2 separate regions of the Homo sapiens genome follow, and region 1 is linked to region 2. The links are chromatin loops, found by intact Hi-C in ENCODE. Cell type or tissue: PC-3. All regions are shown on one strand.

What was found. A loop is a pair of places that touch in the nucleus more often than their neighbours do. Peaks named below come from ENCODE experiments on the same cell type or tissue, not always from the same donor. Only the 100,000 strongest peaks of a DNase experiment are listed, where the experiment ranks them.
Region 1: a loop joins it to region 2, with 23 times the contacts of the local background. A loop is called at or near these places in 1 of 110 quality-filtered maps.

Annotation. Positions count from the first base shown.
Region 1 is chr7:20,300,633-20,308,632 of GRCh38, forward strand. It overlaps LOC101927769 (a long non-coding RNA gene), which reads left to right. Exons shown (of 5, transcript NR_110117.1): 3 at 380-425; 4 at 5,160-5,391. Among named protein-coding and RNA genes, the nearest start is that of ITGB8, 26 kb to the right of the region's middle. In PC-3, no CTCF peak of the experiment used is centred here; a DNase peak (open chromatin) is centred at 1,149; H3K27ac peaks cover 1,229 bases.
Region 2 is chr7:20,026,833-20,034,832 of GRCh38, forward strand. It overlaps MACC1-OT1 (MACC1 3' UTR overlapping transcript 1), which reads right to left. Exons shown (of 6, transcript NR_110114.1): 3 at 2,087-2,127. Among named protein-coding and RNA genes, the nearest start is that of MACC1-OT1, 110 kb to the right of the region's middle. In PC-3, no CTCF peak of the experiment used is centred here; a DNase peak (open chromatin) is centred at 4,349; H3K4me3 peaks cover 367 bases; H3K27ac peaks cover 1,222 bases.

The sequences.
Region 1 (8,000 bases), 270 kb after region 2:
AATAAAACTGCTGTATCTCATTTTGTGTGTAATAAATGTGAATGCAGAAAGCAACCTTGCTTAATGAGATATCTTGCCCAGGTCATAATCTCTTTGGTATTTGCCATTCTCCATCACTATCCGTTATTACCTATCACTCATCTTCATAGAGCAAATACATCATCTTTCATCAGGAAATGGATTACATTGAGGGGAAGAATATGCTCTTTGTCTTCCAAAGAAGAAAAGATGAAGGAATGAGTTGAGGGACTTAGGAACAAACAATAACTATATGCTAGATGACCTCCTAGGCATTTTACAAATATTACCACATTTAATATGCTTTTTAATTTAGTTTTCACAACAAATGAATAAAGTTTTATCATCTCTCTTTACACAGGTGAATCCAAAGGCTGAAAGAGACTGAGTAACAGCTATTAAGTAAGGTAGTAGAGCCCACTTTTACTCTGCTAAAATTCTGAGCTAAAGACTAGCATAGGCTGGGCGCAGTGGCTCACGCCTGTAATCCCAGCACTTTGGGAGGCCAAGGCGGGCATTATCACCTGAGGTCAGGAGTTCGAGACCAGCTTGGCCAACATGGTGAAACCTCATCTCTACTAAAAATAAAAAAATAGCCAGGTGTGGTGGCACACACCTGTAGTCCCAGCTACTCAAGAGGCTGAGGCAGGAGAATCACTTGAACCTGGGAGGTGGAGGTTACAGTGAGCCAAGATCACACCACTGCACCCCAGCCTGGGCGACAGAGTGAGACTCTGTTTAAAAAGAAAAGAAAAGAAAAAGACTGGCATAAATGCCTAAGTTTTTTTTTTAATCCCTTTTGTTACAGCTATGACATCACTCTTCAATATAAATTCATGTCCTTGCATGTGCAAGTTAATCAAAAGTTAAGCAAGAAGTGTTTGTCTTAGTAAGAATTTTGGTTCATTATAGACCTAAGAATGAAAATTTCAAAGTCCAAGGCTTAGGATATGACCTATTTCTACAGGAGATACTAACCGGGGATACAGAAGGTTTACCTTAGTCAAATCATTCCTTCATTTCTTTATCTAACACCATTGCTTTATTTCAAAGTCAAGACGAAATTTGAAACTGAACGTGGATTCTGTGCTCTAACAAAGTTCTGTGACCTTAACATATGTACCCAGACTTTTACCACTCACAGTCATCTCCCAGACAGAGGAAATGACTCATCTTTTTTAAAAAATGGAAGTCTTAAAGCTAACATAAAATATCCCATGACAAAAATATCTTTTTATATGTAATATAGGAAGTATGAACTTGTGTATTTTTATAAATGTAATTCATTTTCAGATCTTTAATTCTCAAGTATCTCTGTCAAAATTTCATCCAAAGTAAACCCATAACTGAAAAATAGACTATTAACAGAAAGGAACAGCTATTCTTGGGTTTAATTACATATATAAGTTTTATATAAAAATTTTGAACTTATTTAAAAATGTGCATCTATTACAACACCATAACTCCAAATTCCGCAAAATTTTTAAAATTGTTGAAAATAATGGTGTACTTTATTTGATTACAAATAAGGTATGATTAATAAAATACGACCAAACTAATTTTGTACTTAAAAATTTAGACAATTTAAGACTCAATTTGAAGGGGTCAATTGAAATTACTAAAATTCAGACTGACCTCACCATGAACATTCAGCACGAAAAAGCCATTTTCAAGGAGCTAATGTCCAATATACTTTTTTTTAAGATGGAGTTTTTAAAGACGGAGTTTCGCTCTTTCACCCAGGCTGGAGTGAAGTGGCGCGATCTGGGCTCACTGCAACCTCGGATCCCCGGGTTCAAGTGATTCTCCTGCCTCACCCTCCCGTGTAGCTGGGATTACAGGCGCCTGCCACTACGCCCGGCTAGTTTTTTGTACTTTTAGTGGAGACGGGGTTTCACCATGTTGGTCAGGCTGGTCTCAAACTCCTGACCTCAGGTGATCCACCTGCCTTGGCCTCCCGAAGTGCTAGGATTACAGGCGTGAGCCACCGCGCCCAGCCCACAGCATACATTTTTATATGATAAGGTACATCATCTCAGAAGACAGACAGAATAGCTTCAGATATGAACCTCAGAAAGAAGTTCAAAAGGCAAAGAGATCTGCTTCAAAAAGAAAAATCAAAAGTTGAAGGTCTTGCTCCAAAAGAGGGATTTAATTTAAATTACTCCAAAAAGAATGACTGACTGATATCCAAAGAAGAAAAAAGTCTTTGCATTCCTGACATCTGATATCTTAATGCATGATACATAAAAAGCAATATATTTCAAGGACACACTAATAATCCCCCATGCAAAGGGGGGATTATCCTCCAGGGGGGGAATGGGGGGAGAGAGAGACACAGAGAGAGAGAGAGAGAAAGTACATACACAAGCCTGCCTGTTACTGGAGGAGCATGGGTGCCAGGATCTTTGACCCAAGGGTCCAAAAGCTTGGCTGAATACAGCATTTCAGTTGTGCCCTGAAGTGAAAGCAGTAAAATAAAGACCAAAGAAAGCTCTACGTTTAAAGTCAAGACCAAATTGCATAAGAACCAAGGATGTAACCTAGGATAAATGCCTAGCAGAACAAAAAAACACCCAGCATTTTGAAGGTGATGGCAGGCTGTGAGAAGGCAGGTTGTAGAAATGATGAGGTTGTTTTATGGCATGCTTTTATTGGCTGTATTAGAGAGAATGTGAGGGTGGGTTGGGTATGTCCTTGAAGTTATAGGACTTTGGTTTAAATAAACTTTGTTGCACATCCAGTAATAATAGGCAAGCCATTTCTTATTCTTGGTTTTTATTTTCTTCTCTTTTGTTCTGGCTTTTTTTCCATAATTCCTGCCTTAGTTAATGACACCACCACTTCCCTCTTGGAGCAACCCAGAAAGAAGGGAGTCATCCTAACTCTTCCTCCTGCCACCACACGTAATCTTTGTCTTTAAACAGACTCAGTGTGTTTCACTTAAGTAAATATATTTGGAAAGAAAACTTCATATTACTTACTAAAAGGGAAAATGACTATTAGTTCTATAAAAGAAATCTATTTTTTTTAAATTAATGAAAATGAAATTACATCATTAAATGTTGGCAGAAATTCATTTACTCTTTGTTAGAAAGGCTGATTGGAAAATACCATTTAAGGCCAGGCACAGTGGCTCACACCTGTAATCCCAGCATTTTGGGAAGCTGAGGTGAGTGGATCACCTGAGGTCAGGAGCTCGAGACCAGCCTGCACAACGTGGCAAAACCCAATCTCTACTAAAAATACAAAAACTTAGCCAGGCGTGGTGGCGGGCGCCTGTAATCCCAGCTGCTTGGGAGGCTGAGGCAGGAGAATCACTTGAACCCGGGGGGCGGAGGTTGCAGTGAGCTGAGATTGCACCACTGCACTCCAGCCTGGGCGACAAGAGTGAAACTCCATCTCAAAAAAAAAAAAATACCATTTAAGACACAGATTAGCATCAACCTAAGCCTTTCTCCGGAAGTTAATTAGAGGGGGTAACAGATAATTAAAAATTTTTTTAAATCATGCGACAATATGATTTCATGCTTCATCCTCATACAACCAAAATGTTATTTGTGAATGAGTCCCACACTTTGGGAAGCACTAGACTATGATATACAATTCAAACTCAGTAGCCTGCTATGATCTTACTCCCAATTCCCTTTTGATCTGATTTCCTGCCACTCCACAAGCCATATTTACAACTCTATTCCTGCTAAAGGACGTATCATTTGGCCCTGGGCATTCTCCATTGTGTCTACTGAGAAACCTATTAGGCCTCTGAAGAGGTTCTTGATGTAAAGTTTTCAGACCCCACCCAGGCACCTTTCTCCTTAGTATGAGCAAAGGTTATCACCTTGACCAAACGCTAGCAGGCTCCTCTGAGTTCTCTTGTTGACTAGGACTCAAGCTTACCTTTCTAGGTTGAACAAACACTAAGGCAGTTTCTAACAGCTCAACATTGTTTACTTAGGATGAGCCTATCCCCCACTTAAAGTCCAAGCCTGATAAAGAATTTCCTGTTGTCCCAGCCAACACCTGGAGACCAGCATCCCGCTTTCCAGTCTCTGTGGGAGGGGAGGAGCCGAACTTCAATAAACACCAGTAAACAAAGCTAGATGGGTTTCACGTGGACTAACCTCGTTTCTGGATTTTTGTAATTTTTCATTTTCCTGAAAAACTATGGAATCCCAACTCACCTTCTCCCTGCTCCTTCATTCTCCCATTAAAATACCTAATCACCTCTGTACAGGTCATTGTTGAGCTTAGTTCACGTTGCACTCTTTTCCCTATTGTAATACTATATATTAATTCTTACCATTTTATTTAGTGTCCAGCATTGTTTATCTTTCGCAGCATTTCATAGCTACTTCTAATGCACTATATTCTCATTATTCATTGAACTATCACTCTCACCCGCTATGCTGTGTTCTGTTTTGTACTCCGAGTCCTGAGGTCAGCCCCAGTATTGGGATCACTCCTGTAATCCCAGCACTTTGGGAGGCCGAGGAGGGTGGATCACGAGGTCAGGAGATCGAGACCATCCTGGTGAACACGGTGAAACCCCGTCTCTACTGAAAATACAAAAAAAAGTTAGCCGGGCTTGGTGGCGGGCGCCTGTAGTCCCAGCTACTCGGGAGCCTGAGGCAGGAGAATGGCGTGAACCCGGGAGGCGGAGCTTGCAGTGAGCCGAGATGGCGCCACTGCACTCCAGCCTGGGCGACAGAGCGAGACTCCCTCTCCAAAAAAAAAGAAAGGGGGAACTAAGTTACCTGACTGCTATGAACAGGGTCATGAGGAGAGACTCTAACACATTGCTTTAGTTTTGTTTCAACTTCCAAATCATAAGAGGGACATTACACATTGCATTCAATTCTATAGTGTAAAAATAAAATAAAAATATCAGCTTACTTTCCTTCTTTCTTAGTTTGTCGGTATCATTTTTAATTCTAATGTTTTGTTAAACCTCACACCTTCCTCTTTTGAATTTCTACTTCCTTTTAAAATGGCAATTGCCTTTTTATTTTCATATCTTTTGTCTTATATTAGTAAGAGCATTTCTCTAATTATAACATGGGGAATTTACATGTGGGTTACAGGGGAGACTAGATTTTTACATCAAAATTAATTTTGTTTTATTTGCTCCTAATTTATAGGTGAAAATGTTATTTTACATGGAAACCTATTTTGTTCCATAAAACTAAATAAACCATAACCCAGAAGTGCAATGAGACACACACAGCATGACCACATTATTTCTGAAAGCTGAAGAGTTGCCAGTCTGTTGATCTCAAACTTCATGAACCACACAGTTCAGTTCAAATTGTTTCCCTGAAATTGCTTTGAGCCTCTGCCAAACAGCCACTGAAGGACTCCGAAAAATACAAGGTAAGGAGATGGCACCTAAGAACATTTTTTTAAAAATGTTAACTCTTTTATTGAAGTTTATTTCATTGCTTTTATCAAAGAGACTGATGTCACATCAGACATTTCCTCACCTAAAGGTAACACGCAATAATTGCCATGATAGCATACTATTCAGAACATGGAACCAAATGTGTGGCCTGCATGGGCATTCTTCCTTTGCCAATGAATTGCAAATGCTTCTTTCTATCTACAAGTGTACCAACGTTAAACATTAAATGTGGAGGTCTTATAGTGGGTTGATCTTTAGAAAATCAGGTCTCCTTTCTGTTTTCAGTTGCTGCCAGCATCACCTATCCACAGAATCAATGTTAATGATGTTAATGAAACCAGGCAATATATTAAAAGCTCTAGCCACAATCATTAACTCGAGTCTGGAGTAAACCATGTATTCCAGGGCCCAGTATGCAGAGCGCCTGTGAGGTGTCAGCAAGCTGCAGATATCCAACAATGCTGTTACCTAAACTTCACTTTTGTGTGCCTGTCATTGTAGGCATCCTCCACTCCACACCCTAAGCTAAACCATCACTTGTTGAACAGGGGCCCTGCCTCATGACTAGTATTTGGCCTTGAACTTCACACTCCGTTCCCTAGACACTGGCTGGAGCTTTGCTTCTAACTGAATGGGCCTTATCTTTCTCTTGCCTAGCACTAAAGCCCTAACATTGCCTGCAATTCCTATTGTCATACCCTCCCCACCAGATTCCAACCCCTGATAAATCATTCCTGGCCCAGAAACATAGTTCCACTACCCTGGGATATGATGATTTGGAATGCTGGTGACTCACCCGACTTTTAGACCCTTAGTGCTAACCCCTTTGTTCTTTCTTACTTCTTTTTCCCTGACTTAAGACCCAGCATATGTCAAAGCAGATATGGTATGTAAGATAATGTCAGTGTGCAAAAAGCACTCATCGTATGAAGAAACTTAAGTGTATCTTTTAAGTCAATGCAAATAATCACCACAATTAATATGTTTTGTGGATTTTAACTTTTTTAATGAAAACAAACTTTTGCATTTTCTCTAATGAGAAAAAAGTATAGTTTCCTTTTGTTTTATTTATTTTTTCATCATTTGATAAGGCACAGGATCAAGTTATTCTTTTTGAGATGCCATAATATGCTAGGTATTGGAATGGCCAGCTAGCACTTGCATTGTATAGTTAACATTGTGCTATAAGCGTGGTTCTTTCTAAAAGCTTTCAGTACTGTTTATAGTTTGTGCTACCCAGTTCCCATGGTAACGTGTTTGTTCCCATGGAGAAACAAAGTGAACACCTAACCAGAGCTGAACTTGAAGATATAAAACTTCACTCAGTAGATAATTTGCTCAGAGGCTATTAAGGAGGAGAAGGAGAAAACAGAAGAACAGAAAATATATCTAGGTTTCTAGTTCCAGTTCAAAGTTAAGAAACTACTGATTTACTTTGACCTGCTATGTAACAAATCATTCTTGGTGTCATTATTTGCAACTTTAAGGAGACCTTTTTTTTTTTTTTCTCAAAAGCAATTTTAAAAGTAACTACTTAGACAAAGGGCCCTTTTTAATGGTGATTTGATAGTTTATCTTAGCAATTTGGTCCTTGTAGTTGCAAACTGTATTTCCATATTTCAAGAATTTTTAGAATTTTCATAAAACCATCTAAATTCAAGTAAACTTGATTTCTTAAAAAAACTATAAACTAAAGCAATAAGAATGTGAGCAAATGATCATAAGATTATCTTTAATGAAAACAGATTCTTTGCTTTCTTTAATGCCCAGAATTTTTCAAGCCTAGCTATTGCCAGTTTATGCCATTTGAAAAAAGCTTGAAAGCTGCAAAAGGATGTAAATTTAGCTGCTTTGGTTTAACGTGAGGAAAGTTGATAGCCTTTGTTAAGGCTGACACTACCATGCCAAATTCCTAACAACGTTACAGCAGGACTTTGAATGCCAGTAAAATAATTCACATCCATTTGCAAGCTCCAGTCAAGTGGCATAAACTCCACTTGTAGAAGACAAAGCAAAATGACTGGGCTCCTCCCGTGGCTCTGGCTCTTCACTCTGCTGCCGCCCTCCCTCCCGAATGTTGATGTTTTCTCCCCCCACTTTATAATCTAGACACTTGCTCCCTTTCCATTTGATACTACTTCTTTGTTTGCTGTTCTTCAGCCCTCTTTGTGCTTTTCTGACCTCCTTTTTTTCCATTCTGTGCCGCTGTTCCTGTTCTACATTTCATCATTTTTTTCTCCGGCTTCACTTTTGTGCATTACACTCTTCCCACTTCAATCTTTAGCCATTTTTGTATTGTCCCGACTTTCATTCTTCTTATTTACCTTTAGTTTATATTCTTTCTGACCGCCTTTTCTTCTTCTCTTTGCAGCCCCTCTATTAGAAGTTCGGCATTTTGCTCCAACTTAAAAAAAAAAATGTATTGTTGCTGGATGACATTCTTTTCTCACTCCTTCTGTGTATTATTTTTCAATAGTTGTTTAAATCCCAGTCCCACTGACTTCGTGCAAAGGATTATGATTAAAGCGATTTTGAGTATTTCTTTAATATAGTAAAATGTGAAAAAAAGTTGCCTTAGAAA
Region 2 (8,000 bases):
TTCTGGTCAATTATATCTCAATAAAGATGAAAATTATTTGTTTAATTAGGGAACTTTTTTTTAAAAAAAGAAATGCCTGGAATGCGCTCCTGCTGCTCCTGTTTCTCAGTTAGCAAACTTCCTTCTGATTGAAATTTAAATGTTACTTCACTGAAACTTTTCCTGACGCTCCTGATAATGTCAGCCATACAGGATCAGGACCCTATACCTAACCTTGAAGACCTACTCACAATGTTGATTGAACAATTACTAAATTAACTTATTTAATATACATATCCCGCACTAGAAGAGCTCAGGACACTATCGGTGTTTTACACTATTATGTACTTGGCATCTAGTTATGTATTGTACCCACCAGAGACATGCAATGTAACTGCTGAATGATAAATGTTGGGCAGAGTAGAGTAAGAATCCTCTGTTTCTCCTAATTCTGTGGAATAGTTTGCTTAACACTGTCGTTATTTCTTTATTTGGAACAGCTTCTCAGGGAAGCCATTTGGTTTTTGGAATATTCTTTAGGGAACATTTTTTGCCTGCCAACTTCATTTTTAAAAATATTTATAGAACCATTCAGCTTTTTAAATTTTTTTAGTAGCCAAATTTAGTAAAATTCATTTTGTAGTGTAATAGGGGACCTCACTTTTAAAAATCATACACTTTTTGTTTCTTCTTTCCTTCCCCACTCACTTCCTTCCTTTGAGGGAATGCTCTAGACATTCCCATCTTCTAGCAATTCATGCTTCCCTAATTATGCTCTCGTTTAAGAAATACCAAAGGCTAATCTTAAATGAGGGAAGGAGACCCCATTGTGGAATCTTCCCGAGTAGGGGTAGTCGTGAACAATGAGTCTACCACCATGCACGGAAGTCAAGGTAAGACCAATAAGCCCTCAGGAAGATCAATATCCCAAGATAGCCATAGGAACAAGACACACAGACCCTGGATCCTGCACTACTCTTGCATATCTCTCATACCAAGTTTCTCTTTTAAAACCCTACGGTAAATTTTAAAATTTAAGGTGGTTCTTTAGCGTGATAGTTTACCATTTTCTCAGTATGCTGGCTCTCCAATTAAATCTGCTTATCCTCCCACCAACCGTCGCCTCTAATGTTTGGCTTGCAGGTAGTGAGCAGTGGAACCTAGGTCCAGTTATACCACTAATATTGTGGTTTTATCTATTTCTCCTTGCATATGAATTTCAACACCATATGAGTGTGTGTGTGTGTATGTGTGTGTGTGTGTGTGTGTGTTGTCTTTATAGATATTAAGAATATGTTACTAGGTACTGACATGGTTTGGCTGTGTGTCCCCACCCAAATCTCATGTTGAATTGTGATCCTGAATGTTGGAGGTGGGTCCTGGTGGGAGGTGATTGGGTCATGGGGGCAGATTTTCCCTTTGCTGTACTCGTGATAGTGAGTGAGTTCTCATGAGAACTGATTGTTTAAAAGTATGTAGCACTTCCCTTTTCCCTCTCTCTCTCCTGCCATCATGTGAAAATGTGTTTGCTTTCCCTTCACCTTCTGCCATTGATTGTAAGTTTCCTGAGGCCTCCCCAGCCATACCTCCTGTGCAGCCTATAGAGCTTGAGTCAATTAAAGCTCTTTTCTTTATAAATTATCCATTCTCAGGTAGTTCTTTGCAGCTATGTGAGAATGAACTAATACAGGTATCTACAAATGTAAAAAGGGTTATATGTTTCTGTTGATGAGCTTATTGTGAAGTCTTCACCTCCAGCAGTAGACTTCCTTTAACTTTGAACATACCTCCTTTCTCCTTGCACTTTAAACTTTATATTCCATGTTTCTTTTATAAGCAGTATATAGATTTTGTACTGTATTTTGAATTACTTTTTCTATAATTGGAGAAAATAATCTATTCATTTGGAAGGTAATTATTTATTTGTGGTTTCACCTATTTATTCTGTACTATTTCTTTTTCTCTCCTTTCTTTTCTTCTACTGGATTGGTCAAATATTTTATAAATATTTCAGTATTTTCCACCCCACTTACTTAAAGGCATTATCTTTATTTATATGCCCAATTAATGGTTACCATAAAAATTATAATATAATTTACTTACTTACCTTGTCAAAGTCTAAGTTCAACAATGTCTTTATTCTTCTCCCTGCAAATATGGAGACCTTAGATTATTTTCCTCCATTTAATTCAATACAACTTCTATATTATTCATTTTGTTATTTTTATTACATTGTTTAAGAACCACAAAAAATTAATATGATTATTATTGACCACATTATTTGTTCTCCATTCATTCTTTTTCTCACATCTTCCAATGGAATCATTTTATTTCAGCTTGAAATATATCCTTTTCAATTTTATTTCTTTATTTGCTTATTTATTGACACAGGGTCTCACTCTGTCACCCAAGCTTGAGGACAGAGATGCAATCATGGCTCACTGCAGCCTCAACCTACTAGGATCAAGAGATCCTCCCACCTCAGCCTCCTGACACTACAGGTGCGTGCCACCATGCCTGGCTAATTTTTGTAGAGACATGGTCTTACCATGTTGCCCAGGCTGATCTCAAATTCCTGAGTTCAAGTGATCTGCCTCACTCAGCATCTCAAAGTACTCGAATTAGAGGCTTGAGCCACTATGCCCAACCCTTTTCAAGTTCCTTTAATGAGGCTCTGCTGATAATTAACTCTCTCAATTTTTTAAATTTTTGTATTTGTTATTTTTACATAAAAATATTTCTTAGCTCATTCTGGAAATCTATTTTGACTTGGTGTAGAATTCTAAGTTATAATCTTTCAAAACATTTCAAATATTCCTTTGAATTTTGACTTCCATTTTTGCTGCTGAGCAAATTTAATAGCTGCCCTCTTTTTACTCTGCTTTGAATTTGTTTCTATCTTCTTTGTTCTGTGAAATTTCAGCCTCTAGATGTAGATTTTATTTTATTTTTATGCTTGTTGTTTGTTGTGATATGGAGTCTGCAAATTGGTGTCATCACTTCTGGAAGATTTTCAACCATTGTCTTTTCAAAGCCCCAGCGAAAATGGGATTATTTTCTGAGACTGATTAATTATACTGTATACCTTCTCACTTGATATTCTATCTTTTACCCTCTTCTCTATAATTTCTAACATTTTTTCATCAGTGCCGTATATTAGTTTATTTTTGTTTTTGATGCATCTATAAGTTTCTAATTATCTCTTCAGCTGTGCCTAATTTGCTATTTAAAATGTTCCTTGAATTATTTAATTTTTTTTTAATTTCTGAAAGTTTCATCTGGTAAAAATCTGTAAACTTACATATCTGCTATGTTAATATTTTAAGTTGCATATATTACTTGCATGTATTTTCAAAATTATCTTTCACTTATTTAAACATATAAGCATAGTTGTTTTTTTCCTCCAATATAATAGCCTGTATCTGAATCTGAAAATTCTAATTTACAGGAATCTTTGTGGGTCTCTTTTCACTGATGGTGCAGTATATCTTTATGTGCTTTGTTAATTTTGACTATTTGATGTTTATTCTTTAAGAAATAAAATCATTTTGATAATTTAAAGTACAGATAAATGTACTATAATATTTTCAAAAAGAAAGCACAATTGCTTCTGCTAGGTGCCTTGGTGCACCTCTAGTCTAGATTCACCTTAAAGCAAATGTGGAGCTGAGATTCTCAGACTGCCCAGACAATGTGAAACCATGCGGCAAGCCCACGCAGGGCTGGTAAGCTTTTGGTTCACTCTTATCCTGAGGGTGCAGCCCTTTGCTGTCCTGGATGTTATTGGAAGTAGTTCTCCTCTAAGCCTTTTTACTTGTATGTCCTCTGAGCTTTAATTTATTCCCTTTTGACTCATAAGGCATCAAAGTAAAAGTACAAATTTGCTAAAATAGGGAAGCATCTGTAATGCAACAGAAAATTCATGCTCTGCTTACCTTTCTAGGTTCTTGTTTTGCCTTTATTTGGCCTAATAACTTCATACTATTTTGTCAGTAATCCACAGCTTTTGAGAAAGATTGTATCCTGCAAGTTTAGTCATAGATTGTGAGTGTGAATAACTTAGTTTGCCTTTACTAAAAACAAAATCGTCTTCTAAAGTCATTCCCTACAGTCCACAATGAGCCCACAGCTAGAAACAGATCATTTTTCCTTCTGAAAGCAGAACAAAAGAAAATGAAATATGTGATCTCCTGAGTGTCTTGTACAGCTGAATTTCACATGCCTTGTCTTTTTATCTTTCACAAGGACTATCAAAGTGTCTCACACAGTAGATGCTCATGTTTACAATATGAGTAAATACAATTTACCATATTCATGTGGCTACATTTACCCACAGGAATTTTTATAAATACCTACAACTATGTAATTTGAGCTTAACATTAGATACTAATTTCCCTGGAATAGCAATGGTAGGAGGGGGAATCCCTGGGAGCTTAATTTAGACATATGACTAGAAAAGAGAAGTCAACTCAGAGCCACAAAACTGAACTTCAATTCTGACAAAGGGGAGGGGAAATTGCATTTTTAGGTTTGGTGAGACAGTGAGAACCTGAACTCTCAAATTGGACAGATCTGGATTTGAATCTCAGCTCTGCCACTTTCCAGCTACCTGACCTTAGGCAAGTTATTTAATCTCTTATAAGGGAACGATAGTAATATATTTTTCACTAGGTGGGACTCAAAGTCAAATGGGGTAATAAAGGTAATTTTAAATGCACAATGACTGACTCATAGAAGGTGATCAATAAATATTGAGACTATCATTTCATTTTTCTGTCCTGAGAAATAATTACCATCTCACAACATAATTTGTCACCACTAATTAGGCATACAGAAGCAGAGTAACAAAAATCTTTTATATTAATTACCAATTCTGGTAGTTAGCCATTGGCTGCTTAGAACACAGTGCTGAGAAAGATTCTGAGGAAAGCATATAACGACTGATTATCAGCATCTTCCATGAAATCAGTGATAAGAACCAGGTGCATCAGTGCCTTTTATGTGCCATAATTCACAAAGATTGTTAGAGGGATATAGGCAAACACTCCTATAATAGCACCTATACCTCTATAATACAGTATCCTTCAGTCAAGGCCAGGATTTACTTGTAAGTTTTTGCCCAGATCATAACTTTTTCATATATGTAGGCTGTAAACACAGACTTTTTATTCCTTATTCATCAAATTATCTGCTCAGAAAACTAAAATATTCTGTCTGTGTCAGAGAGTTCAGTATATCATCCCAATTTAATCAGATCAGCAGAAGTGAACACTATCTAGCCTGGCCACTTAGCTATGTTTTCAATGACCTTTTCTCTGCTTTCTTCTCCAGTTGAAATTCCCAACTTAATTTGTCATATTCCTTGACTTGCATTGTATGTTGCTTCTACAAATCTATTACATGACTATGCATTTGACTATTTTTGTTTAATCATAGCCTTGATTAGGCCATGATATTATGAGGTCACCAAAAAGCCATCTCAATTTGCAGAAGGTCATTTACCTCTTGTATATGCCCAGAACCAGGCACAGAGCTGAGCACAGAATAGGCAATCAAAAGTTATTTGTTGCATTTATATGTGGGTAGATCAATAACTTAATTTCTATAGAACAATATTCTTTTGTTTGCTCTTATTGTAATATATTGCTTTTATTTAATAAGCCACAAAATACTTCAAAATGAGACTGCATTTTTTGTATACATTTTACGCAGTAATGTAAGTAAGGCATAACTTTATTTGAATCACAATACAACCCACAATTCTATATTTTAGTAGAAAAGAAGCTGAAAGTTTCAAAATCTCAGAAGGGTCTACTTTTGTTTGAATCAATGCAAAGGCCATGAGAATGTGACATCTTGATGCATCTGGTCAGACATAAATGTCCTTATAATGATACTTTGGAAAGTTACTTTTGAATTCCCACTTGGTTAGACTATGTAATGAGAGTGGCACCAAGGGTTGTGTAGTCTGTATCACATCCTCATTCCCCAGAGATGGATCTTCTTTTGAAGCACTTAAAAACTTAAAAATAGATTTTTATATAGAAGTCCCATTATCCCATCTCATATCTTTACCAAAAACTGGAAGTTGTTGAGATTGGAAATTTTGTACGTCTTTTATTCTGATTTGTTATAGTAGTTTGAGAGTGGAAGTGCCTTTGCAGATGTTAGGGAAAACACTACCCACTCAATGGGTAAAAAAAACAAATCTCTCTTCCACTGGACAAGATACTTACTTCATTGAAACCAAGCATGATTCATTGCTATTTTCAGCAATAAAACACCAGTGAGGTAACTGGGCATAAAATATTACTATTTTTTGCTTTTTTAATCATCATTTGAACCCATGTTCAAGGGGAAGGTAGAGGTAGGAATGAGGGAGGAAGGGAGAGACAGAAAAATGAATTAAGGGAGACACAAAAACTACTATGACTGTTCTTTTGAGCTGTGTTGTCTCTAAAGTTAAATACCTCAGTTTATTTCCTCTACAAATCAATCTTACGCCTCTGAAGTCTGGTGCATTCACTTGCCTTTTTGATTATTTCTTTAGAACCTAAACTCAAAGATAAGCACTTTTGGAGAACACAGCTAAACAAATCCATCCCTTGCATTATGTCTCTTCAGCATTTACAACTCTTTCAGACAGAAAATACAGTCCACAGAGATCACCCTGCTGTGTTGCAGATGTTGCAAATGTCATTTCTACTGGATATTTCCCTCTAGGAGTTATTTTGCTTTTCCATAGAGGAAAATGGTTCCCCAAATACCTTCTTTGGCCTAAGCAGTCTACGGGCATTTTAAATCAAAGGCACTGTCTGTGCTGAAGGGAGCAATAGTGGCTCCCACTTGTTAAGGGAAAAGGAAGATTCATAAGCAGTTCTAACAAATGCAAGGTCCAACTAGAAGCCTTGGGCTAGAATGACTTTTGCTTGCTGTTGTGTCAGCCAAAGGCTGTGTTGCTTCAGTGAGCTCTATTTTTGGAATCATAGAGCTGATGCTACAAATCATCATGAGGTTGTCTTACTAACTGTACTAAAATTTCCATTCCTTGTATCACTTAGGAGCTAGTCATTGCGGTTAAAACATAGCAAGAATGCTTGTTTGACAAAGAGCAACATAACTATAATTATTAACAATGAAATGATTTTGCAACCAAAACAACAGTTTGAATAATGTTGGGAAACCTAGTGATTTTTTAAAGTTGTTTTTGTTTTGTTTTTCGAATCATAATTAGGGCACAAACCAGAGTTTAGTTCCCAGCTCCCTGACGTAGTAATAAAATTTTAGGAGTCCCCTGTTTAACATTCCTGGGCTTCAGTGTCTTCGTGTTAAAATGGAAATTGTATAACATTTCAAGAGGTTGCTGCAAGATGTAAAAGAAGAGGCCATGTATGCAATGCATTTGCAGAATATCTGACATACATAAAGCACTCAAAAACACTTCCTCCTTTGTTGAAAAATCATGGCTCATATTCAAAAAGAGTCTCTTACTGGACAGGAGATTACTGAAGTCACTGATCATTTTTAATGGTGCTGTTTAATTTGTCTCTAGCATTTTTCTTCATTTCCCCATTGTGTGGTTCTGGTAGATTGAAATAACATGAGGCTTGGGCTACTGCTCTTATTGTGACATTTTGATACAGTTCTGACCAAATATTTGAATAGAAAGACCATGAAATATAATGTGCTAGTTTATCGATTTCAAGAAAGTTTCATTTTTTAAATTAACCACTGTGAAACACTAAACTAAACTAAACTAAACTTCCTAAACTAAAAGTTAGGAAGCCAATCTGATTCACTGTGTGTAGTGTTTTAGAATTTGTGCAAATCATTTCACAAAACCTTTCCTCATTTGATTTTCATAAAAACATTATAAGGGTACGCAGGCATTTTTCCACCTAAAGTTAGTAAACTAAGGATCCAAGTGATGAATTCACTTGCATAGGAACAAACACCAAGTTATAAGATTAGTAATTCAAGTCTCCTAAATTAAAAAAAAAAAAAAATGGATGCTCTTTTGC